Regions from separate parts of the Homo sapiens genome. Here region 1 is linked to region 2. A link is an interaction called in ENCODE POLR2A ChIA-PET data of the cell type or tissue named here. Cell type or tissue: PC-9. All regions are shown on one strand. Links, peaks and the distances in the headings refer to the core of each region. The heading gives the core; the rest is flanking DNA. Region 1 overlaps NCKAP5L (NCK associated protein 5 like). Region 2 holds the start of MIR1293 (microRNA 1293).

The links. ChIA-PET counts read pairs that join two places held together with the same protein. Peaks named below come from ENCODE experiments on the same cell type or tissue, not always from the same donor. Only the 100,000 strongest peaks of a DNase experiment are listed, where the experiment ranks them.
Region 1: POLR2A ChIA-PET joins it to region 2 with 26 read pairs; 2 of 35 experiments call an interaction of 5 or more read pairs at or near these places.

Annotation. Positions count from the first base shown.
Region 1 is chr12:49,804,564-49,817,079 of GRCh38, forward strand. It overlaps NCKAP5L (NCK associated protein 5 like), which reads right to left. Exons shown (of 13, transcript NM_001037806.4): 2 at 1,417-1,478. Among named protein-coding and RNA genes, the nearest start is that of NCKAP5L, 18 kb to the right of the region's middle. In PC-9, for the core only: no CTCF peak of the experiment used is centred there; no DNase peak of the experiment used is centred there.
Region 2 is chr12:50,226,752-50,239,267 of GRCh38, forward strand. It overlaps LIMA1 (LIM domain and actin binding 1), which reads right to left. Exons shown (of 11, transcript NM_016357.5): 3 at 4,914-4,959. MIR1293 (microRNA 1293) reads right to left here and starts at 7,461; the gene lies at 7,391-7,461. RefSeq lists enhancers at 5,618-5,667, 8,105-8,606, 8,607-9,106 and a silencer at 7,764-7,903. In PC-9, for the core only: no CTCF peak of the experiment used is centred there; a DNase peak (open chromatin) is centred at 7,830; H3K27ac peaks cover 422 bases.

The DNA of each region.
Region 1 (12,516 bases), core at 945-8,944, 420 kb before region 2:
GATCCCCTGCCTGGAGCAGGCACATGCTTTAGATAGTGGAGACAATGGATAAAACCCTGGCTTTGCGGCCAAAAGCCTCTGCCTGGCTCTGCTTAGTATGAACTGGGTGAACATATGAAAACCGAGCTCATTCATTCACTCGGTCAACCAGATGATCCTCAGTTTCCTAGTTCTGAGAAATGGGCAGAAGAATTCTTCCTCCCTTACAGGGTCATTGTGAGAGTCAAATGTGACCACGTAGGGAAGAGCACCCTGAGAACACGACTCAGCACATGGGGAGAATACAGTTGAGCCTGGGGCCTGGCGCCCTTAGCTCTAGCTCTGGCTCCAGTGCTCACTTGCTGGGTTATCCCAGGGCAAGGTCCCGATCCCTGGGCCTCAGGCTCCTCCTGGACAAAGTGGGAAGTGCCCTGCACCCCTCCGGGGCTCTGCTTTCTAGCTCCAGCCTCACTAGGCACCCACTGCCCTGGCAGGAGCTAGGCCCCGTCAGATCAGGCTCTTTGTGCACGATGGTCCTTCTGCTGGGGTCTCTTGACACCACCCGCTCCTTTCGACTTGGCCAGCTCCTCCCTATTCATCCTTCAGGGCTCCCAGGCGATGCTCCTGCAAGATTGTACACCAGCCTCCCCCACCAGACAGTCAACTCCGTGAGGGCAGGAACACTGCATTTGCCTCCCCATCCAAACTCACATGCCTCCTGGTGGGATCCCTGGCATGTAGGAGACAGACTGATGACTAGACGAAGCTCATGACCACATCCAGCACGGCCAGGGCTCAGACCTGCATCACACCATGGGATCCTCCCACCCCACCAAACCATTGCCATTGTTGCTAGCTTGAACTGACTAGTCTTCATCTTCCAATTGAGTTCCAATTTCTCTGCTAGAGAAAAATGCTGTTTTTCTTTCATACAAATATTGTGGAGGTTTCCAGTAGATGGGCAACCCTTCCTATTATAAAAGGGTGGAAGCTTGGTCCATCACTGACTACCCCTTGTGCCATTGAAGCCCCCACAAAAGAAAAATGGGGTTGGGCGTGGTGGCTTATGCCTTGTGACCTCAGCACTTTGGGAGGCCAAGGTGGGAGGATGGCTTACGGCTAGGAGTTCAAGCCCAGCCTGGGCAACATACTGAGACCGCATCTACCAAAAGAAAAAAAAAGAAGTGGGAGGATCCCTTGAGCCCTAGAGTTCGAGGCTGCAGTGAGCTATGATCGCCACTGTGCTCAAGCCTGGGCAACAAAGCAAGACCGTTTCAAAACAAAAATAAAAAGGCTTGGAGCTTTTGGACTATAGGAGAGAGGTGTCCTCAGCAGCTCACCATCGAGCCATCTGAGTGCTTGCTTCCTTATCCTCCACAGTGGAGCCCAGGGGTGCCTCTCCCACCCCCAGCATGCACAGGCCCCAAAGCCCCTCACCTGTCTCTGCCCCCTTACGCAGGTGGGCACACTCACTCTAGCATCCAGAACGGTCACCTTGCCTGTGGAGAAAAAAAAAAAGACGTCAGCCACGCACTTACTGGGCTCCTGCTATGTGCCAGGCACTGGGACACGGGACGAACAGCCAGAGACAGCCCAGCCGCTATGATGCTTCCACTCTATTGGACGAGGCCGACAATGTACAGCGTTGGGTTGTGATAAGGCACTGAGAGATGACAATTAAGCAGAGACCTGAATGAAGTCCAGATGAAATCCTGGAATGGGAAAGCATTTGGGACAGCAGAAAGAGCCAGTGCAAAGGTCCCCATCTCTCAGCCAGGAATCATCAGACAACAGAGGAGACTGAAAAGTCACACCTGGTACTTTACAACCCGGTTCTACAACATACATTGTCTTGCCTCGTGCTCAACAGTTAACCACAACAATGTTAAATGCTATTATCAGTGCCTGTGTTTCAGATGAGGAAACCGAGGAACAGAAAGTTACACTTGCACACACTGTGTTTACCCAGTGTGATGAATAGCACAGGCGCTTTCTTCCACACCATCCCATCCAGTTCTCCTAACAACCCTGGAAGGGGAGCACCCGCCTGCGGGAGGAGGCAGGCTCTGGGGCAGAGGATATTGCCCAAGTCACATGACTACTTCACAAAGCACACCAGACAGGCCTAGATTTTCCCACTCCTCTGCACACACCCAAGCTTCACTGTAAGCTCCACAGTAAAACAGACATTTAAGCTCCGTACAGCCCTAAGGCTCCCTGGAGGCTAGAAACTTGGGCTAGAAATCTGACACTAAAGAATCTCTTTTCTCTTGTTCTCACTTGTAAAACAGGGATAAGAACACTTAGCCCAAAGGGTTGTTGGAGGACAAAATGAGATAATATATGTAGAGTGTCTGGCGTGAATTCCATAAATGGAGACTTTTCATATCATCACCTGCTGACAGAGGCACAGTACAAAGCTATGGGGTTGTTGTGGAGCCTGCTGCTACCTTGTCCGTTCACACAGAGGCCGACTCCGAGTCCCAGGGCCCTTACCCAGGGGTCTCCGCTATAGGGGCACCTGAAGATCTCAGAATGCTGCTCTGCCCACCCTGCCCTCAGAGGCCTCCTCTCCAACTCCTCCCAGCCGGCCCTCCAGCCCCAGGGCCAGCCTTGCCTTCCCTCTTCTCTTCTATACCCCAGAAAGAGAAGCAGCTGGATGTTTGGGGGCTGGGATTACAGTGAAAAGAGAGAATGCTTCTTCGTGTGTGTGTGTGTGTGTGTGTGTGTGTACACAACAGTGGGAAGGGGACTTCTGAAAACACTTGGAGGAAAAGGAAGACCTGTTTAATACTGATTTTTTTATTTTTTAAAGAGACAGGGTCTCACCTCACTGCCCAGGCTGGAGTTCAGTGGCACGTTCATAGCTCACTGCATCCTTGGCCTCCTGGGCTCAAGTGATCTCCTGCCTTAGCCTCCCAAGTGGCTGGGATGAGAGGCACGAGTCACTGTGCCTGGCCTCTAATGCTTATTGTTAATACTGTATAATAATCTGAAGTTTTTTATTTTAACATCATAAAAATGTATCATATTTAACTTGGTTTGCTCATAACATTATCACGTTTGATAGACTTAGAAATATACAGGCCTGGAAAAAAAATGAAAAATATTTAAGAATTATCTTCCTTCCCACACTCAAATGGGGTGAAACCCAGAATGTCTCAGGTCACCTCCAGCATCTGACCAGTGCCACCCTCACCCACAACTCTGGTCTCTGGGCCACTGTCCTCCCACTGCCTGCAGCAACCTGCCCATCGGTCCCCAGCGTGTCCCTCAATCCCCTCACCATCAGAGGGGCTAGGGTGTGGCTGAGGTATGCTGTGGAGGAAGAGAAAAAAGTTGGGAGGGTGAGGGAAAGGAATGGGATGAAGAAGGCAGCATTCGGGGTCTGGAAAAGGATAACGCTAAGGACCGGGAAACCCTAAGATTTGTGTTCTTCACAAGAAAGCAACAACGAAACAATGTAGAGTATCTTTTCCCAAAATAATAAAAAAGCATCCAGGTTAAGAGCAAGGCCAGGCTGTGAGGACTGGCTGCGGACTCTCTATGTGTGCACGCAGTGGTTTTCTGTGTTGAGGAGCATGGAGACCCCACACACTCCACACAAAGCCAGGCATGGCCCCGATCCACAGCTGAGCCCCTGTGAATCCCAGGCCAGGAGGCCCGAGTTCCACTGAGAATGGGGGAGACCCTCCGATTTATGAGCCAGCCAGTGGTCACAGTTCTTCTTCTCAGAGTGCCCCAGCTGGAGTGGGGCTAGGACTCAGCCCCTCTTCAGGAGAAATACTTTCTGGCCTCACAGCGAGGGGGTCTGGGGTCAGCCCAGGATGAGGGGGCCTCCTCTGCATCTGCAGGGCCGTCACAGTGGAGGGCAGGAAGCTGTCACGGGGAAGAGACCTGCAGGAAAGCTTGGTGGTGGGGAGGAGCACGGGCCATGAGAGTCGGCCCAGAGTCTGAGTTCAAGATTTCTAAAGAAAACTTCCTGCGTCCTTACCCTTCTCTAGGGAAGGTCAAGATCCAGAGAGAGACCACCACCACCAGCTCCAAATCGAAGCCAAGTCAGGAATGTGGCCCTCTGGAGTCTGGGCTTTCTGCCTGCCTCTCATGGGGGATGCCTGCCCAGGCAGGCTTCGCAGTGGTGGTCCCTGCTGCCTCCCCAGGGGCTGAGCACCGCCTCCTCCCTCAGGACCCACAGCTCCTGCTCACAGCCATGAGCTCAGCCCGACCTGGGGCAGGGAAAACCCCAGGCTTCGGGTTTTTGGAATGGCTCTGGTTTCAGACATTCCTCTGGTGGCCCCAACACGTCTGGGACGCTGGGTCTGGACACACAGTGCCGGCCAGGCAGGGTCTGGGAACTCTAACTTGAACTGGAGGCTTCTCCCGCCGGAATTGCCATCCACAAAGGCCTGATTCTGAGGGAGGTGACCTCAGTGCAGGGGGAGGGAGAGAAGGAGGGGGGAGAAGAGCGGAGTCCTCTCTGGCTCGTCCTTCAGAGGGTGTGGGGAGGGGGCCAGTTTTCAGGCAGCCAGGGCCGAGGAAGGAGGAAACTTGCTCAGGGGTCTCTGGGTAACCTGGGCGACCACCATCTCTTCAGCCAAGTCAGTCACGGAGGGCCCCAGCTCTCCCTTCCCCCTTAAAGCCAGGAGGGGACAGGGGCTTTCAGGGCCTCCAAAGAGATCTTACTGTCCTGGCCTTTCAGTTAGCCAGACCAGAAGGGGTCTGTGGCTCCTACCTCCTCTCCAGCAGGGCACAGGCAAGACCCCTCCCTGAACAGAGACCAGGCATGGGAGGAAGGGGCTGGAGAGGCAGGCGGCAGCAAGCCTGTCCTCATTCCCTCACCCCGGCCCTTAGCCAAGGCCTCCTGGCCCCTGGTGAGCCCCTCATTCACCAGCTGTTCCCCCCAGAGTCCTCTAGGGAGAGAAGCCAGGGACCAGGAGTGGGGGAGGGTGGGCAGCTGTAGGAAGGCAGAGATGGAGAGCTCACTTAATCACAGAATCACCCGTAACACCAACCGCTTCCCTCCGCACCCTCCCCAGCTGCTTTCTGGAATCCCTCTTACCCTCCCAGCCCTTTTACCAGTCACACCCAAGAATCCACTTGTAAACAGCAACTTCTGTCCCCACAGCAAACACCCTTTCCAGCCAAGATCAGCCCTGGGCTGCTGAGGAGTGTGGGGAGGGATAGGAGGACTGAGGCCTGGCTCCCAGGGCACTTCTAGCCTGAAAGGGGCCACTTAATCCCTGACCCAAAGCATCTTTCAGCCCTGAGAATTCCAACTGGTCTCCTCCCCATTCAGGGTAAGAGGGCAGACAAGAATTTCCTTCCCTCCTCCTGACAACTGGTACTGGAGACACAATAGCCCTTCTGAGAGGCATCTGTCTTGGAAGGGGCCCCCTACATCCCCCCAACTTCCGTTTCACAGGCACTCCAAGCACCTCAACCACCATGGTGTGAGTTCTTCCAAACCAGCTGCAGGATAGGTCCTCGGCCCTTCCAGGAAGGGAAGAAGGAAGGGCAGTCGTGTTATAAGCCCCAAAGGCCTCCAGATTTCAACATCCCTCATCTCCCCTCCCTCAGAGCCCTCCTGCTCCCTGTCCACAGCATAACCCAGTAACAAAACTAGCAGCTGCCGGGGGTGGGGGGAGGGAAGGGGGTGGGGAGAGGGAAGGGGTGCCGACACAATGGGTTTATTTATAGGACCACACACCAGGGGCTCTGCAGCCAAGTGGCCCAGGCCCCACTCCCAAAAGTCCAGCCCAGGCCGTCCTAGCCCAGCCGAGGGTACTGGAAACAGCCTTAGACCGGAAGGCAGAAGAGTCTAGGCATGGAGTCCAGTTCGAACTCTGCAATTAACTTATGTGCTGTGTGACTAGGCAAATCATTCCGTCTCCCCGAGATGAGTTTCTTCACGCCAAGTGGTTGTTGTTCTGCCACAGTGGTTCCCACAGTGGGGCCTAGGCACCCTGTGGCCCTCTCCAGGGGTCTGTAAGGTCAAAGCTGTTTTCCTAATACTACTACTAAGACACTATCTGCCTTTATTACTCTCATTCTCTCCTGAGTGTACAGTGGCATTTTCCAGATACTATGCTGTGTGATACCGCAAAAGATTGAATACCGAAGCAGACAGGAGAAGCCAGCTTCCTTCTATTAAGTCAGACAGAAGAAATTTGCAAAAATAGAGAACAATGACTTATTATTATTTGTGTTTTTGGAACATATACAATTAAATTTTTAAATAAAATATGTTAACATGTGATGGGTTTATTGCTATTTTTAAACAAATTAATTAAATAACTGTAAGTATAACATTTATAAACAAAAGCTCTTCGGGGTCCTCAAGTTTTAAGCGTATAGAAGGGTCCTCAGACCAAAAAGTTGGAGTCATTTTTCTAGAACAGTGCTGTCCAGTAGAACTTTCTGTAATAATGAACATGCTTAGTCTGTACTATCCAACATGGAAGCTATCTATTAGCTACACCTGGCTGCCGAACACTTGAAATGTGGCTAGTCCAACTGAGGAACTGAATTTTACATTTAATTTTAGATAGCCACATGCGAGCTCAAGAAGTTCCCTGGGATTCCTCAACTTGCGTATTCTAGGACAATGCTTCTTTCCACAAGGAGTGGGTGTTGCAAAGGGACTCCTGTCCCCAGGCTTGTGCTTACGCGCTCTCTCACTCTCTTCCCCACCACAGAAGGCCAGCTCAGCCCCACTGTCAGTCCAGCCTGGCAATCCTGCCCAGCTCAAGTAAGAGAGCTGCTCTCTCATTCTGTGCCATGAGTAGCACACACCCTCTCCACTCTCCTATAACTTCTGGCTTACCACCCTCCTGTTTCCCCAGAGGATTAAAGCCAGCAGAGGGGAACCCCCTCACACCTCCTGCCGCCACCCTCCCATCCCCCTCGGAACCCTCCCCACCTCCTCATCCACTATTACAGCAGATGAGTTGCCTGCTCCCGGGCAAAGCCAGTCCTGCTTGTCCCAGACTTTCCCCATTTACGTCTTCAGTATCTACCTCCTGAAGACAGCTTTCTCATCTACCCTTTAAAACTTAAAATCTTTAAATCTTAAAAACAATCTTCTCGTTGGGCACAGTGGCTCACACCTGTAGTCCCAGCTACTTGGGAGGCTGAGGTGGGAGGATCACTTGAGGGACTCCGAGTCTGCAGCGAGCTATGACCCGGCTACTGCTGCACTCCAGCCTGGGCGACAAAGAGGGACCCTTTTTATTCTCTTAAACAAACAAAAACAACAATCTTTGCTTGACATTTTCCCAGATACTGCCAAATTTCAAAAAATACTCTAGATACTTCAAAGCCAAACTTCTCAAAAAACAAAAAAGAAAATCCCAAAACCATCTTCTCATTGTTCCCTTAACCTGGTCCGACTTCAGTGGTAACCACCACGATGCTAAATCCAAACAATATTTTTCAGTCCTCATTGCCATCGCAGGTATAAGACCTCTGTGACCACTTCCTCCTGGACTTTTTTTTAAGCTTTGAGACAGTCCATGTCTCACACAATTCACCCACTGAAAGTGTACAATTCAGTGGTTCTTAGTATACTCAGAGATACGTGCAATCATCAACATGGTTAATTTTAGAACACTTTTATTAGCTTTTATTGTTCCTTTCCTTAACACTGCCCCCTCCCCACCCAGTCACAGGCAACCACTCATCTATTTTCTGTCTCTATTGAGTTCCCTATTCTGGACATTTCATGTGAATTCAATCATATCATTGGTGCCTTTTACGACTGGCTTCTTTCACTTTGCATGATGTTTTCAAGGTTCATCCATGTTGTTGCACGTATCAGTAGTCCATTCTTTTTGCTTGGTTTTCATCTTTTTTTTTTTTTTAGACAGAGTTTCACTCATGTTGCCCAGGCTGGAGTGCAGTGGCGTGATCTTGGCTCATTGTAACCTCCGCCGCTCAGGTTCAAGCAATTCTCCTGCCTCAGCCTCCTGAGTAGATGGGACTACAGGCGCCCGCCACCACGCCTGGCTAATTTTTGTATTTTTAGTAGAGACGGGGTTTCACCATGTTGTCCAGGCTGATCTCGAACTCCTGACCTCAGGTGATCTTCCTTGGCCTCCCAAAGTGCTGGGATTACAGGCATGAGCCACCACACCCAGCCTCCATTCCTTTGTATGGGTGAACAGTGCTCCACTGTATGGGCCAGCCACAGTTTATCCATCCATTCTACTGATGAACATTTGGCTTGTTTTCACTTTTTAGCTATTATGAATATTGCTATGATCATTTATGTAGTTATCCCTTGGCATCCCCAGGGGATTGGATCTAGGTCCCTTGCAAAAACCAAAATCTGAGGACGCTCAAGTCCCTTATATAAAAAATGGTACAGTATTTGCATAAAACCTAAACACTTCCTCTGGTGTACTTTATAAATCATCTCCAGGCTTCTTATAATATCTAATACAGTGTAAATGCTATGTAAACAGTTGTTACTGTATTATTGTATTATTTTTATTTTATTGTTATTTTTTAATTGATTTTTCCCCCAAATATTTTTGGCCCACAGTTGGTTGGACCCTGCAAATGTGGATCACTACACAAGTTTTTGTATAGATGTATGTTTTCCTTTCTCTTGGGTATATACTTAGGAGTAGAATTGCTGGGTTATATAATAATTGCAGGTTTAATCATTTGAGGAACTGTCAGATTGTTGTCCAGAGCAGGTGTACCATTTTATAATACCACCAGCAGTGTATGAGGGTTCCAATTTCTCCATACCGTCACCACTTATTATTTGATCTGCTGATTCCAGCCACCCAGTAAGTGTGAAGTGAGATTTTATTGTGGTTTGAGTTTGTACCTCCCTGATGACTAATGATGTTAAACATCTTTGCATGTGCTTATTGGCCATTTGCATCTCTTCCTTGGAGAAATGTTTTTCAAATTTTTGCTGATTTTTAAATTGGGGATTGTGTCTTTTTATTATCTAATTGTGAGAATTCTTTATTTTTATTTTTTACTTTTTTTGAGATGGAGTCTCACTCTGTCGCTCAGGCTGAAGTGCAGTGGCGCGATTTCAGCTCACTGCCGCCTCCACCTCCTGGGTTCAAGCAGTTCTCCTGTCTCAGCCGTCCGAGTACCTGGGATTACAGGCATGTGCCACCACACCTGACTAATTTTTGTATTTTTAGTAGAGATGGGGTTTCACCATGTTGGCCAGGCTGGTCTCCAACTCCTGGCCTCAAGTGATCTGCCCGCCTCGGCCTTCCAAAGTGCTGGGATTACAGGCATGAGACACTGCGCCTGGCCTACATTTTTTTTTTAAGAGACAAGATCTGGCTCTATCACTTAGGCCGGAGTGCACTGCCACAGTCATAGTTTACTGTAACTTCAGACTCCTAGGCTCAAGTGGTCCTCCCACTTCAGCCTCCCAGGTAACTAGGACTACCACAGCTGGCTAATTTTAAAATTTTTTGTAAAGACAGGGTCTTGCCATACTGCCCAGGCTGATCTTGAACTCCTCCTAGTAATCCTCCTGCCTTGGCCTCCCAAAGCACTGGGATTACAGGGATGAGCAACTTTGCCCAGCCTAGTTTTCAGAATTCTTTACATATTCTAGATACAAGTCCTTTATTTTATATTTATATATATATATATATATATGATTTGAAAATATTTTCTTCCAGCCGGGTGTGGTGGCTCAAGCCTGTAACCCCAGCGCTTTGGGAGGCCGAAGTGGGCGGATCACGAGGTCAGAAGTTCGAGACCAGCCTGGCCAACATAGTGAAAGCCCGTCTCTACTAAAAATACAAAAAATTAGCTGGGTGTGGTGGTGTGCGCCTGTAATCCCAGCTATTCGGGAGGCTGAGGCAGGAGAACCGTGTGAACCCGGGAGGTGGAGGCTGCAGTGAGCCGAGATAGTGCCATTGCACTCCAGCCTGGGCGACAGTGTGAGACACCGTCTCAAAAAAAAAAAAAAAAGAAAAAGAAAATATTTTCTTCCATTCTGTGGGCTGTCTTTTCACTTTCTTGAGGGTATCCACTTCTTCCTGGATGACTTTTCCCTTGCCTATTACATTCCCCTGCTCCTCCCACCCCTCTTCCACCTCTTCTTCTGTGTGCCTATGTGTTACTTTATGTATAAATACATACTTAAAAAAAAGACATAGTAGCACGTTCTCATGGTTCCACATCTTTCTTTAGCAGAACAATTTTTAGAAAATGAAACTATAGCCTTTATATGGATCTTATCCGTTTTTCTATCAATATTCTGTTCCAAGATCCAATCCAGGATTCCACAGGGTACTTGGTCACCCAGTCTCCTTAGTGTCTACAATTCATGACAATCCCTCGACCTTTCCTTACCTTTCATCATTGTAACACTTCTGAAGGGACTGGTCAACATTTTGGAGAATGTCCTCCAATTTGGGTTGTTTGATGTTCTCACTAATTAGACTGAGGTTATATGCTTTGAGAAGAATACCACGGAGGTGATATGCCTTCCCCAGGGCATTATATCTGAGGACACACATGATATCAAGGTTTCTTGTTCCTGGTGATGTTTTAACCTCATCACTTGGTTAGGCAGTATCTATTAATTGGTTTCTCCATTATAAAGTCACTATTTTTCCTTTTGTAATTAAATATTTTTGGGGGCAATACTTTGGACTATGTAAATATCCTGTTTCTCCTTAAATTTTCACCCAGCAATTTTTTTACCAAAATCAGTGGATCTTGCTTGTAGCAATTACTATGGTGCTCTAAAACATAATTTTCAATTTCTTATCTTCCTTCTATATTTATTAATTGCAAGTTTTCTATAAGGAATAATTGTCCCTTCATCCCATTTAATCATGTATTTATATTGGTATGGATGAACTGGATATTTATTTTAATCTTTGGGTTATAATCCAATAATATTATCACATTTCATTGCTCAAATTCCAGCTATGGCCATTGGCCATTGAGAATCTTTCAGGTTGGGTCCTTCTTTCAACATGCTTCCTTTTCTTTTTAAGACAAGTCTTGCCCTGTTGCCCAGGCTGGAGTGCAATGGCGTGATCTCGGCTCAAGCGATTCTCATGCCTCAGCCTCCTGAGTAGCTGGGACCACAGGTGTGTGCTGCTACACCTGGTTAATTTTTATATTTTTAGTAGAGATGGGGTTTCACCACGTTGGCCAGGCTGGTTTCGAACTCCTGACCTCAAGAGCTCCACCCACCTGGGCCTCCCAAAGTGCTGGGATTACAGGCTTAAGTCACCACACCCGGCCAGTGCTTCCTTTTTTTTTAAGCACTCTCTTGCCATAAGATGTTCCCGGCTTATCTTGTATTTTCCTTGCCACAAACACTTTTCCAAGGAGCTCCACCATAGCAACCTTCTAAAACTATAAATCTGATGGTGTTCTTCCCACTTCAAATCTTCCCACGACCTCCTACTGCTTTTGGGAACGACCAAAGCCCTCAACACAACCCTCAAAGCTCTGCCTTTGTCTGGCCCCAGAGCAACTCTTCGGACAAGCTTTCCTGGACTCGTGCAGCCTCATTGTTCTGTCTTCTACAAGTGCCTCCTGCAAGATCAGTATTTCCAAATGCAATGCATTGTGTTCTTGAACATTCCCTGTGAAGAGGAGGGGACTCCCTATACTGTTAGAAGGGGAGCTCCCCGAGGAGAGGCCCTTCCTTGTATTTCTGCACTCCCTGCCACGCCCTCTGCCAGTGTACCACTCCTACCAACCAGACCAGGCCCTGAGCCACCCTGCCCCCTGCAGAACTGGTGATCTCCTTTCCTTCTCATCAGAAAGAAGGTTAGAAAGAAGGGACAGCTAAGAACATACATGGGCTCATCAGGTTCCCCAAAAGACCCCTAACTATCCTCCATCAAATGGCTCTTAGGGCCCATAGGACAAACCATACTGAGGGTGAGGAAGGGACATTTTCAGATTTGTCTCTGACCCTTTCAAAGTTCTCAACCCTCTCAAAAAAAAAAAAAAAAAAAAAAGGCTGGACGCGGTGGCTCATGCCTGTAATCCCAGCACTTTGGGAGGCCAAGGTGGGTGGATTACGAGGTCAGGAGTTCGAGTCCAGCCTGATCAACATGGTGAAACCCTGTCTTTACTAAAAATACAAAAATTAGCCAGGCATGGTGGCACGCGCCTGTGATCCAGCTACTTGGGAGGCTGAGGCAGAAGAATTGCTTGAACCTGAGAGGCTGAGGTTGTGGTGAGCTGAAATCGCGCCACTGTACTCCAGCCTGGGTGACAGAGTGAGAGTCTGTCTCATAAAAAAAAAAAAAAAGTTCTCAACCCAATCTTAGACCGCAGTGACTCTCTCTGGCAAATAGTACTAACCTATTAATTCTACAGATATTTCTGAACCGACAAACTTACTAGGAAATGCAATGCTTGGGTATATAGCTGGGGGCGATTCAGAGAAGGGTCAGCTCTTGGGCTTCTTGGAGCTTTCAGTCTATAGGGGACATAAGACATGCAAGAAAAAAAAATCAGTAGCCTTTCTATATGTTAACAACGAACTACCTAAAAAAGTACAAAATAGTAAAATAT
Region 2 (12,516 bases), core at 3,097-11,096:
TCGCTTGAACCCGGGAGGCGGAGGTTGCAGTGAGCTGCGATCATGCCACTGCACTCCAGCCTGGCGAAAGAGCAAGATTCCATATGAAAAAAAAAAAAAAAGATTTCTTCTCATTTATCTGGCCACTACTCAGTTTCATAATTTAGTAATTCTTTTTCTTTTTTTTTTTTTTTTACAGGTTTCTCCTCCTCTGTCCCTCCCTTATATGGTGGGGTCCCTCAGGGTTTTTGTCTTAGGTCCTCTGCTTTGCTTACTTTACATATTCTCTGTATATGATGTTATTCATCCCGATTTCACCCACCATATAGATTATAGTATCAACAAATACATAGATAGATGTATACTGTGTATCTATATAGACAGAGTTATAGAACTTATCTCTAGATAGACATCTCTCCTTTTCTACCAATTCTACCTGGAAGTGCTAGAGGCATCTTAAACTCCTTCTTGATTAAGGTTGAAGTCTTCACTTTCTTTTTTCTTTTCTTTTTTTTTTTTTTTTTTTGAGATGGAGTCTTGCTCTGTCACCCAGGCTGGAGTGCAGTGGTGCAATCTTGGCTCACCACAGCCTCTGCCTCCTGGGTTCAAGCAATTCTCCTGCCTCAGTCTCCCGAGTAGCTGGGATTACAGGCGTGAGCCACCAAGCCCGGCTAATTTTTTGTATTTTTAGTAGAGATGGGGTTTCACCATGTTGGCTAAGCTGGTCTCGAACTCCTGACCTCAGGTGATCCACCCGCCTCAGCCGGGATTACAGATGTGAGCCACCGTGCCAGGCCCGAAGTCTTCCCTTTACTCCTCACTCTCTAACCTGTTTCTTTTCTTGAATTGTCTATCTTGGTGAATGCGACAACCATCTTTTCATCTGTCAAGTAGGCCTGTTCTCTTATGCCTTCATGCTGTGCGTGTGCTGCTTCCTCCATCTAGAATACAAAGATTCTGCCACTCCCTGTCGCCTCTGCTTAGCTAATTCCTCTTGGTCCTTTAGGGTTGAGTCAGGCACTGCCTCTTCTGGGAAGCCTTTCTAGATGTAGCACAGTTCAGATCCCTCCTAAATTCTCCCCCAGCCCACTCTGAGTATTTATTTGATATGGTAATTTTTTTTTTCTTTTTTTTTTTTTTGAGACGGAGTCTCGCTCTGTCACCCAGGCTGGAGTGTGGAGTGCAGTGGCGCGGTCTTGGCTCACTGCAAGCTCCGCCTCCTGGGTTCATGCCATTCTCCTGCCTCAGCCTCCCGAGTAGCTAGGACTACAGGCGCCCGCCACCGTGCCCGGCTAATTTTTGTATTTTTAGTAGAGACGGGGTTTCACCGTGTTAGCCAGGATGGTCTCGATCTCCTGACCTTGTGATCCGCCCGCCTCGGCCTCCCAAAGTGCTGGGATTACAGGCTTGAGCCACCGCGCCGGGCCTGATATGGTACTTATCACACCTGGGTTGTAATTCTATTTTCCAAATTCTAAACAGTCCCTTTGGAGGTAGAGAATACATCTTATTCTTCTTGTGTCTTCAGGAGCTGGAACATAAGAGATGCTCCACATATGATTGTCTATACTCGTGGGGTCAACTTCTCTTAACCCACTGTCTTGAACCTAGTCCAATTCAGGCCTCTATTCTACCACTCCCAAACAACACAAGATGACCAATGACCTTCATGTTGCCAAATCCGATGGTCAATTCTCAGCTTACCTGTGTGTTTGATTCTGTTAACTCCCCTTCTAGAAACACTTTCTTCACTCGGCTTCTGGCACTTGTTTCCTCTGCTGGTTACTCCTTATATCTCCAACCTTTAAACACCAAGGTGCCCCTGAGCTAAGTCATGAGACCACTTCTCTGTCTACACTCACTTCCTAGCTTATATCATGCACCTCATAGCTTTAAGTACCACTGACACTTTGACACATGTCCATTTTATCCGCAGCGGGGATCTCTTCCAATTCTAGATTTTTATATAGTATCCAAGTTCCTACTGACATTTCCATTTGGATGTCTTAATAAAACATGTTACAGTTTACATGTGCAAAACTGAGCTTCTACTATTTCTCCCTCTCTAATCTGCTTTTACTGTAGTCTTCCCCATCTCAATTAATGGTATTTTAATTTAATTGTGTTTGGGCCAAAAACATTGTTGCTATTCTTTTATTTTTTACTTTTTGTAATAGAGATGGGGTCTGCTATATTGCCCAGGCTGATCTTGAACTCCTGACCTCAAGTGATCCTTCTGCCTTGACCTCCCAAAGTTCTGGGATTACAGGCACAAGCCACTGTGGCAGAGCCACTGCTGCCATTCTTGATTCTTCTTTCTCTCTACATTCAACATACATCCTGACCACTTCTCAACACCTATACTGCTACTACTCTAGTCCAAACCATATTATACCTGGCCTAAATCATTATAATTGTCTCTTAATTGGTCTCCATGCTCCTGCCATTATTGTTCCTCTACATTCTCTTCCTTCTATTTTTTTACATTTAAAAAATAGAGATACAGGGTCTCACTAGGTTGCCCAGGCTAGTCTTGAACTCCTGGCCTCAAGCAATCCTCCCACCTCGGCCTCCTGCGATCCTCCCGCCTTGGCCTCCTAAAGTGCTGGGATTAGAGCCTTCTCTTCAGCCATAAAAAAGGATGAGTTCATGTCCTTTGCAGGGACATGGATGAAGCTGGAAACCATCATTCTCAGCAAACTATCGCAAGGACAAAAAACCAAACACCGCATGTTCTTACTCACAGGTGGGAATTGAACAATGAGAACACTTGGACACAGGAAGGGGAACATCACACACACGGGGGCCTGTTGTGGGGTGGGGAGAGCGGGGAGGGATAGCATTAGGAGATATACCTAATGTAAATGACGAGTTAATGGGTGCAGCACACCAACATGGCACATGTATACATATGTAACAAACCTGCATGTTGTGCACATGTACCCTAGAACTTAAAGTATAATAATAAAAAAAGAAAAAAAAATTTAAGTCAGACCACATCACTCCTTTGCATATAAACCCTCTCCAAAGGCCTCCTTGCATTCAGAGTTAAAGCCCAGGTCTTTACAATGACACCATTTGACCTTTCTCTTCTATTCCTCAAACACACCAAGACTGTTCTTGCCTGAGGACATCCGCACAAGCGGTTCCTTCTGCCTGACTCTTCTCCCTGGCTCATGTCTTCAAATCTCTGCTCAAACGTTTCCTCACCACAGGCCTTCATTGACCACCCTAGACTCTATCCTCCTTACCTGCCTCATGCTGTTCCACAGCACTAATCACTACTGACACAATTTCTTTTTTAAATTTTTTTATTTTTTTTGAGACGGGGTCTCACTCTGTCGCCCAGGCTGGAGTGCAGTGGTGCTATCTCGGCTTACTGCAATCTCTGCCTCCCGGGTTCAAGTGATTCTCCTGGCTCAGCCTCCAGAGTAGCTGGGACTACAGGCATGTGCCAACACACTCAGCTAATTTTTGTATTTTTAGTGGAGACAAGGTTTCACCATCTTGGCCAGGTTGGTCTCCCAACTCCTAACTTCAGGTGATCTGCCTGCCTCGGCCTCCCAAAGTGCTGGGATTATAGGCGTGAGCCACCGCGCCCAGCCATACTGACACAATTTCTTTATTGTCTGTCTTTTGCACTAGAATGTAAATTCCACGAGGGCTGGGATGTAGTCTGTGCTTGGCATGTAGTAGGTGCTCAGTGAAAACTTGTTAAATGGATGACAGTGAAGGGAAGGAAGAAAGAAAGGAGCAAGTTGGGGGAAAAACAGAGGCAAGAGGGAAGGAAGAAAAGAAACCAGCAGTTGAGTAAAGTAATGGTAGTTTTTTCTTTTTTTCTTTTTCTTTTTTTTTGAGACAGAGTCTCGCTCTGGCTGACTGCAGAGTCAAGCTGGAGTGCAGTTGCGTGATCTCGGCTCACTGCAAGCTCCGCCTCCCAGGTTCACGCCATTCTCCTGCCTCAGCCTCCCGAGTAGCTGGGACTACAGGCGCCCGCCACCACGCCCGGCTAATTTTTTTGTATTTTTAGTACAGACGGGGTTTCACCGTGTTAGCCAGGATGGTCTCGATCTCTTGACCTCGTGATCTGCCCGCCTCGGTCTCCCAAAGTGCTGGGATTACAGGCGTGAGCCACCGCACCCGGCCAGTTTTTTCTTATAATGCACCAGAGGAGACCCATTTTTTAATTACAGGAAAATGAAGCCAAGGACCTTAGCCTTAGAACAAATTTACAGGAACATATTATGCACTAATTTAAATAGGTTAGCTACTGAAAACTGCCAGGAGGATGTTTTTGTAATGCCATCCGAATTAAGGAATTATTGACCAAACATATGAGTTTTTTTCCTCACAAGATTAAATCAAGTAAAATTTCAAAAGACATGTATTATTCAGCCTCACCGGAAGTTAGCAAGCACGGAGACTAGAGAACGGGTAGAAGCAGAGAGTTTATTCTGGAGGTTTTTGTCTTTGGTAGATCCTGCAGCTAGGAAACTTGCTAACTAGATTGGGTCAAGAAGTTTGCTTTAAACAAAAAACCCAGAAGATGACAACAGCTGCACAGCTACTACCATTTAAATGCACAGATGTAGAAGTTCTGATTGTCTGATTTGGAAAAAAGGAAGACCACCTAGGAAACCCTGTGTTCTCATTTGAGTAGAAGCCATTTTACTAACCTCAGGCAAGCATTTGGCCTCTTGTCCTTCACTCAACACAGGAAAGAAAAAGTGGTTCAAAAGGAGAAAAGCAGTGAAAAAATAAGATTCCCTGCACTAAGCCAAGTTGTCCTGAGCAAATGGCTCAGAGATCACACCAGCTGGCACAAATGTCCACTCAGCTGACATAGAACCCAAGCCCCACAGAGGCTGCAGGTGGCTTGGCCACACAATTCTGCTCAAGAAGTGCCACATGCCCTGGAATTTCTGAATACTTACACTTCTCTTCTTCTCCATGTTTGTTTCTTCAGCTGCTTTCTGGTACCTTCAGAGAAGGGAAGGAAAGAATGTCTCAAATTAAACTTATATTTTTACTCTTTCAATTTTTTATCTTTTTTTGAGATGAAGTCTCACGCTTATTGCCCAGGCTGCAGTGCAGTGGTGCGATCTCGGCTCACTGCAACTTCTACCTCCCGGGTTCGAGTGATTCTCCTGTCTCAGCCTCCAGAACAGCTGGGATTACAGGCACCCACCACCATGCCCAGCTAATTTTTGTAGTTTTAGTAGAGATGGGGTTTTACCATGTTGGCCAGGCTGGTCTCGAACTCCTGACCTCAAGTGATCCACCTGCCTCGGCCTCCCAAAGTGAGTGCCCAGCTTTTTTTTTTTTTTTTTTTTTTTTGAGATAGGGTCTCACTCTGTTGCTCAGGCTGGAATCCAGTGGTACAACCATGGTTCATCATGGTTCACTGCAGCCTTGACCTCCCGGGCTCAAGCAAACCTCCTGTCTCAGCCTCCTGAGTGGCTGGGACTATGTAAGTGCACACCACCACACCTGGCTTAATTTTTTTATTTTTGTAGAGATGGGGTCTTGCCATGTTGCCTAGGCTGGTCTCAAACTCCTGAGCTAAAGTGATCCTCATGCTTCAGCCTCCTAAAGTATTGAGATTACAGGCATGAGCCACCAGCCCGGCTACTTTCTTTTTTCTTTTTTTTTTTTTTGAGATGGGATTTCCCTCTGTTACCCAGGCTGAAGTTCAGTAGCGTGATCTTGTCACACTGCAACCTCCGCCTCCAGGGCTCAAGTGATCCCACCACCTCATCCTCCTGAGTAGCTGGGACCACAGATGCACACCACCACACCTGGCTAATTTTGTATTTTTCGTAGAGACAGGGTTTCACCATGTTGACCAGGCCAGTCTCAAACTCCTGAGTTTAAGTGATCTGCTGGCCTCAGCCTCCCCAAATGCTGGGATTACAGGCATGAGCCACCAGGCCCAGCCCCCCAGCCACTTTTAATCTTTAAGAAAACCAGTTCTGGGCTGGGTGAAGTGGCTCATGCCTGTAATCCCAGCACTTCAGAGGCCGAGGTGGGTGGATCGCCTGAGGTCAGGAGTTCAAGACCAGCCTGGCCAGCATGGTGAAACCCCACCTCTACTAAAAATACAAAAATCAGCCAGGCATAGTGGCGCACACCTATAATCCCAGCTACTCGGGGGGCTGAGGGACGAGAATCGCCTCAACCCAGGAGGCGGAGGTTGCAGTGAGCTGAGATCACGCCACTGCACTCTAGCCTAGGTGACGGAGCGAGATTCAAAACAAACAAACCCAAAAAAACAGTCTGCATACCTATTTCTGCCAGCAGTTGCTTTTAATCAACTCTATCAGAAGAAGCTGTAAATCAGAGCAGACCTCACTTCCTGCAGCTATTCCAGTCATCTGCTCTGATATAACAACAAGATCCCCGTGGATAAGGTCAAATGCTGAAACAATTGGATAGAGCAGAAAGTCTAGGCTTTAAGCCCCAGTTTTGCTGCTTATTAACTGTGATCTCTGGCAAGTGACTTAATCTCTCTAAGCCTCAGTTTCCTTATCTAGAAAGAAGTTACAATCTACTTTCAGGATTGCCAGGAAGATTAAATGTAATCATGTGTAAAAACATTTTGAAATTAGTTAAGTCCATACAGCAATGCATTAATTCCAACATATACATTTCCCCTCCCATATTTATGCCTGATATCTTACAATTGTTCTCAGCCAAATGGTTGAGAGATAGTCACATTGCCTGTACATGTTGAATTTAGTGTAAGTTATTGATATTGTCATTTTAACTCAGTTAAAAGTATTTGATGGTACTACATGGTTTTGTTTTGTTTGAGACAGAGTTTCGCTCTTGTTGCCCAGGCTGGAGTGCAATGGCACAATCTCGGCTCACTGCAATCTCCGCCTCCCGGGTTCAAGCATTCTCCTACCCCAGCCTCTCAAGTAGCTAAGATTACAGGCATGTGCCACCATGCCCGGCTAATTTTTGTATTTTTTACTAAAGACAGGGTTTCACCATGTTGGCCAGGCTGGTGTTGAACTCTTGACCTCATGTGATCCACCTGCCTCAGCCTTCCAAAGTGCTGGGATTAAAGGCTTGAGCCACAGCACACAGCTATTATTATATGTTTTAAATGCCACTTAAAAATGTCTTTTAAAAGATCATACTATGTTTGGCATTTAAGGAAAAATTATTTTACATATGCACAAGAGTGATATGTGAGAAAAGTTTGTAATAAGCAGTGATTAGTTTAATCAGCATTTTTTCTTAGAGATGCAAAAATAGTGGCACAGCTATAGTTGATGACATCTTAGATTTCATAAATAATTATTTGTTATTACTTTTATCATTTTGTCATTTTTATTACTTGGATTGGAAGACCTCTGAGAAAAAAATTAAAGTTCTTTTCAAGGAGGAACAGGTTTTCTCCATTTAAAGACTAAGTGGTCCGGAGATTTGTGCAGGTACAAGCTGCACAAATCTCCAGACCACCCAGAACAACCTTTTTTTTTTTTTTTGAGACAGAGTCTTGCTCTGTTGCCCAGGCTGGAGTGCAGTGGCACGATCTCAGCTAGCTGCAACCTCCGCTTCCTGGGTTCAAGTGATTCTCATCCCTCGGCCTCCCAAGTAGCTGGGATTACAGGCATGCCCCACCACACCTGGCTAATTTTTGCATTTTTAGTAGAGACAGGGTTTCACCATGTTGGCCAGGCTTGTCTCGAACTCCTGGCCTCAAGAGATACGCCTGCTTTGGTCTCTCAAACTGCTGAGATTACAGGCATGAGCCACCATGCCTGGCCCTAGAACAACCTTAACCTGGCTTCCTCCAGACCTCTGAGTCATGCATTGAAGTCAGCACCACCACGTGGAGAATCACCATTATGTGCCTCTCCTTGGGCCTGCCTTAGCAGAACTCAGCCCCACCCCTAGAAAAGGGCACTGTCCTCTGCCTAAAGGTAGAATTTCAGAATTCATGAGGCATTTGGAGTAGGAGGTAAAAGAAGAAGAAAAAAAGCAGCCTCAGGCCTGGTGCAGTGGCTCACACCTGTAATCCCAGCACTTTGGGAGGCCGAGCTGGGCGGATCGCTTGAACCCAGGAGTTCGAGACCAGACTGCGCAACACAGTAAAACCCTGTCTCTACGAAAAATACAAAAATTAGCCAGGTGTGGTGCACGCCTGCAGTCCCAGCTACCGGGGAGGCTGAGATAGGAGGATTCCTTGAGCCAGGGAGGTTGAGGCTGCAGCGAGCTACGATCATGCCACTGTACTCTAGCCTGAGCTACAGAGTAAGACCCTGTAGCTTGCCTTGACCTCCAGGACTCAAGCAATTCTCCTACCTCAGCCTTGCAAGAAGCTGGGTCTAAAGACGTCTACCATCACACCCGACTAATTTAAAAAAATTTTTTTTAGTATAGGGTCACGCTATGTTGCCCAAGCTGGTCTCAAACTCCTGAGCTCAAGTGATCCTCCTGTCTCAGCCTTTCAAAGTGTTGAAATTACAGGCATGAGCCACCATGCCCAGCCAAGAAAGAGTATTACATAAAGGGTCTTCCAATCCTATCACTTTTTTTTTTTTTTTTTTTTTTTGAGAAGGAGTCCTGCTCAGTCTCCTAGGCTGGAGTATAGTGGTGTAATCTCGGCTCACTGCAACCTCTGTCTCCCGGGTTCAAGTGATTCTCCTGAGTAGCTGGGATTACAGGTGTGCACCGCTATGCCCGGCTAATTTTTGTTTTTTTACTAGAGACGGGTTTCACCAAGTTTGCCACGCTGGTCTCGAACTCCTGACCTCAAGTGATCCACCAGCCTTGGCCTCCCAAAGTGCTGGGATTACAGGTGTAAGCCACCGTGCCCAGCCCCCAATCCTATCACTGTCTAATTTTAATAATCAGATATTAACAAGCATCTCAGTCGCCATGTAGTACTGCTCTGCAATTGAGCAGAACTCTCTAATGGGGTAGGGTAAAAGGGCTACCAAAAATTTCTGGCACTTCGTTGACCATAACTAGGAAGAAAGTGGGATTAGAACTGCTGTGATTCAATTGACAAGCTGAAAATATATTTGCAACTTATATTACAGACAAAAAATTAATTTCCCTAGAATATAAATAACTACTAATAAGCAGGAAAATGACAACTGAATAAATAAAAAGGCAGATATAAACATACTGTTCACGGCTGGGTGCGGTGTCTCATGCCTGTGATCCCAGCACTTCGGGAGATGGAGGTGGGTGGATCACCTGAGGTCAGGAGTTGGAAACCAGCCCCGCCAACCTGGCAAAACCCTGTCTCTACTAAACATACAAAAATTAGCCAGGCATGGTGGTAGGCACCTGAAATTCCAGCTACTAGAGAGACTGAGGCACGAGAATCGCCTGAACCCGGGAGGTGGAGGTTGCAGTGAGCCGAGATTGCACCACTGCACTCTGGCCTGGGTGACAGAGCCAGACTCCATCTCAAAAAAAACAAAAACATACAGTTCACAAAAAGAACATCTCATGACTCTTAAACAGAAAAGATGTTCAACCTCAAAATGCAAATTCAAACAATGCTAACAACATTTTACCTATTAAGTAGGAAAATATTTTTTTTTCTTTTTTTTTTTTTTTGACATGGAGTCTCACTCTGTCGCCCAGGCTGGAGTGCAGTGGCGTGATCTCGGCTCACTGCAACGTCTGCCTCCCAGGTTCAAGTGATTCTCCTGCCTCAGCCTCCCAAGTAGCTGGGATTACAGGCACGCACCACCACACCCGGATAAGCTTTTTGTATTTTTAGTAGAGATGAGGTTTCACCATGTTGGCCAGACTGGTCTCCAACTCCTGACCTCAGGTGTCCGCCTGCCTCAGCCTCCCAAAGTGCTGGGATTACAGGCGTGAGCCACCGCACCCGGCCGGAAAAGATTTTCTTAAAAAGCTAATATGCAGGGGGTTCCCTTTCTCGGCTTGGAGTCCTTCTCCCTCTGTCTCTGTATGGGGAAGCTGCTTCTTCCGTCTTTCTTGCCTATTAAAGACTCTCTGCTCCTTAAAACCACACACACACACACACACACGCACACGCACACAGCTAATAAGCTAATATGCAGTTGGGTTGGGTAGCTCATGCTTGTAATCCCAGTAATCCCAGCGCTTTGGGAAGTGGAGGCGATAGGATTGCTTGAGGTCAGGAGTTCGAGGCTGCCGTGGGCTGTCATTGTACCACCGAACTTCTGTTTAAAACAAATAAACAAACAAAAAAGGCTAATATGGGACATTGGTGAGGGTATGGGGAAACAGGTTCTGTCTTACATTGCTGGTGGGAAGGTAAATTGGTAAAACCTTTATAGAAGGCATTTTGTCTATGCCTTCTTTAATATCTGCCAAAATTATAAAAGCACAAATGTTATAATTTACCAATTCTTTCTGCTCCCAGAATTTGTCCTATAGATACACTAAAAAAAGATTTTAATATTGGATTATTTATCATAGCATTAAATATAACAGCAAAAGACTGAGAACAACCTGAATGTCCGTTAGCAGAGGAGTGGTAAATTATAATGTATATGTATAATGAAATACTGTGCAGCAACAAAAGGACAAAGGGAAGGTGGTAGTGATTGTACAATAATATGAATGTACTTAATGCCACTGAACTGTGTTCTTAAAAGTGGTTGGCCAGGTGCAGTGGCTCACGCCTGTAATCCCAGCACTTTGGGAGGCCAAGGCGGGCGGATCTCCTGAGGTCAGGAGTTTAAGGCCAGCCTGGCCAACATGGTGAAACCCCATCTCTACTAAAAATATAAAGATTAGCTGGGCATGGTGGCTCATGCCTGTAGTCCCAGCAACTCGAGCGGCTGAGGCACGAGAATCCTTTGAATCTGGGAGGTGGAGGTTGCAGTAAGCTGAGATCACACCACCGCACTCCAGCCTGGGCAACAGAGTGAGACTCGGTCTCAAAAAAAAAAGAAAAAAAGTGGTTAAAATGGTAAATTTTATGTTATATACTGTGTATTTTACCACAGTTAAAACAAAACAGTATGATACTGGCATAAAGACAGATATACAGACCAATGGAACAGAACACACAGCCCAGAAATAAACCCTTACATGTATGGTCAGATAATTTTTTGACAAGGGTGCCAAGACCATCCAGTGGGGAAAGGAAAATCTTTTCAACAAATGGTGCTAGGAAAACTGGATAGCCACATGCAAAAAAATGAAATTGGACTACCATATACAAAAATTAAGTCAAATGGATCAAAGACCTAACTATAAGAGCTGAAACTATAAAACTCTTGGTTGAAACATATGGGAAAAGTCTCATGACACTGGATTTGGCAATGATTTTTTGAAATTTATTTTTTGTCGTTTTTCTTTCTTATTCTTGTTTTTCTTATTTTTTCATCTTATTTTAATTTTTTATTATCTTTTGATCATCTCATCATTACAAGATTTGGTAATGCCTTATTGGAATACAACACCAAAAGCACAGGCACAAAAGAAAAAACAAACTAGACTTCAGTAAAATTAAAAACTTTTCTGAGGCTTGGCATGGTGGCTCACACCTGTAATCTCAGCACTTTGGGAGGCCAAGGTGGGCGGATCATGTGAGGTCAGGAGTTCAAGACCAGCCTGGCCAACATGACGAAACCTTGTCTCTACTAAAAATACAAAAATTAGCCAGGTGTGGTGGTGGGCACCTATAATCCCCGCTACTTGGGAGGCTGAGGCTGGTGAATCATTTGAACCCAGGAGGTGGAGATTGCAGTGAGCCGAGATTGCGCCACTGCACTCCAGCCCTGGCGACAAAGCAAGACTCTGTCTCAAAAAAAACAAAACAAAACAAACAAAAAAAGACAAAAAAAACTTTTGCGCATCAAAGAACACTATCAACAAGCCGGGTGCAGTGGCTCATGACTGTAATCCCAGCACTTTGGCAGGCCGAGGCAGGTGGATCACTTGAGGTCAGTCAAGACTGGCCAACATGGTAAAACCCCGTCTCTACTAAAAATATAAAAATTAGCTGGGTGTGGTGGTGGGTACCTGTAATCCCAGCTATTGAGGAGGCTGAGGCAGGAGAATCGCTTGAACCTGGTAGGTGGAGGTTGCAGTGAGCTGAGATTGCACCACTGCACTCCAGCCTGGGCGACAGAGCGAGGCTCTGTCTCACGAAGAAAAAAAAAATCATGAAGAAAAAAAAAAAGAACATTATCAACAAAGTGAAAAGTTCCCATGGAGTGGGAGAAAATATTTGCAACTCATATTTGAGTTTTAAGTAACAAAAATGAGATAATGTGATACATACTATTCTGCTTCTCCCTTTCTCCATTTCAGAGAGAAATTCAGAGAAGCTGACATTTTCATTCGAGAAATACTTATTGCTGTCTACTATGTTCCAAGCACTAGAGAAAAAGTAACGAAAGAAATAACCAAAACAGACATAATATCTGCTCTCCGATGCTTACAATTTAGACACTAAAAACAGAAGCACACAAATATACATACACATACACACACACAGAGTGGTAAGTCCTTTGAAAAAAAAGAACAGGGTATTATTAAATAACAAAGGAACACAATTGAGAA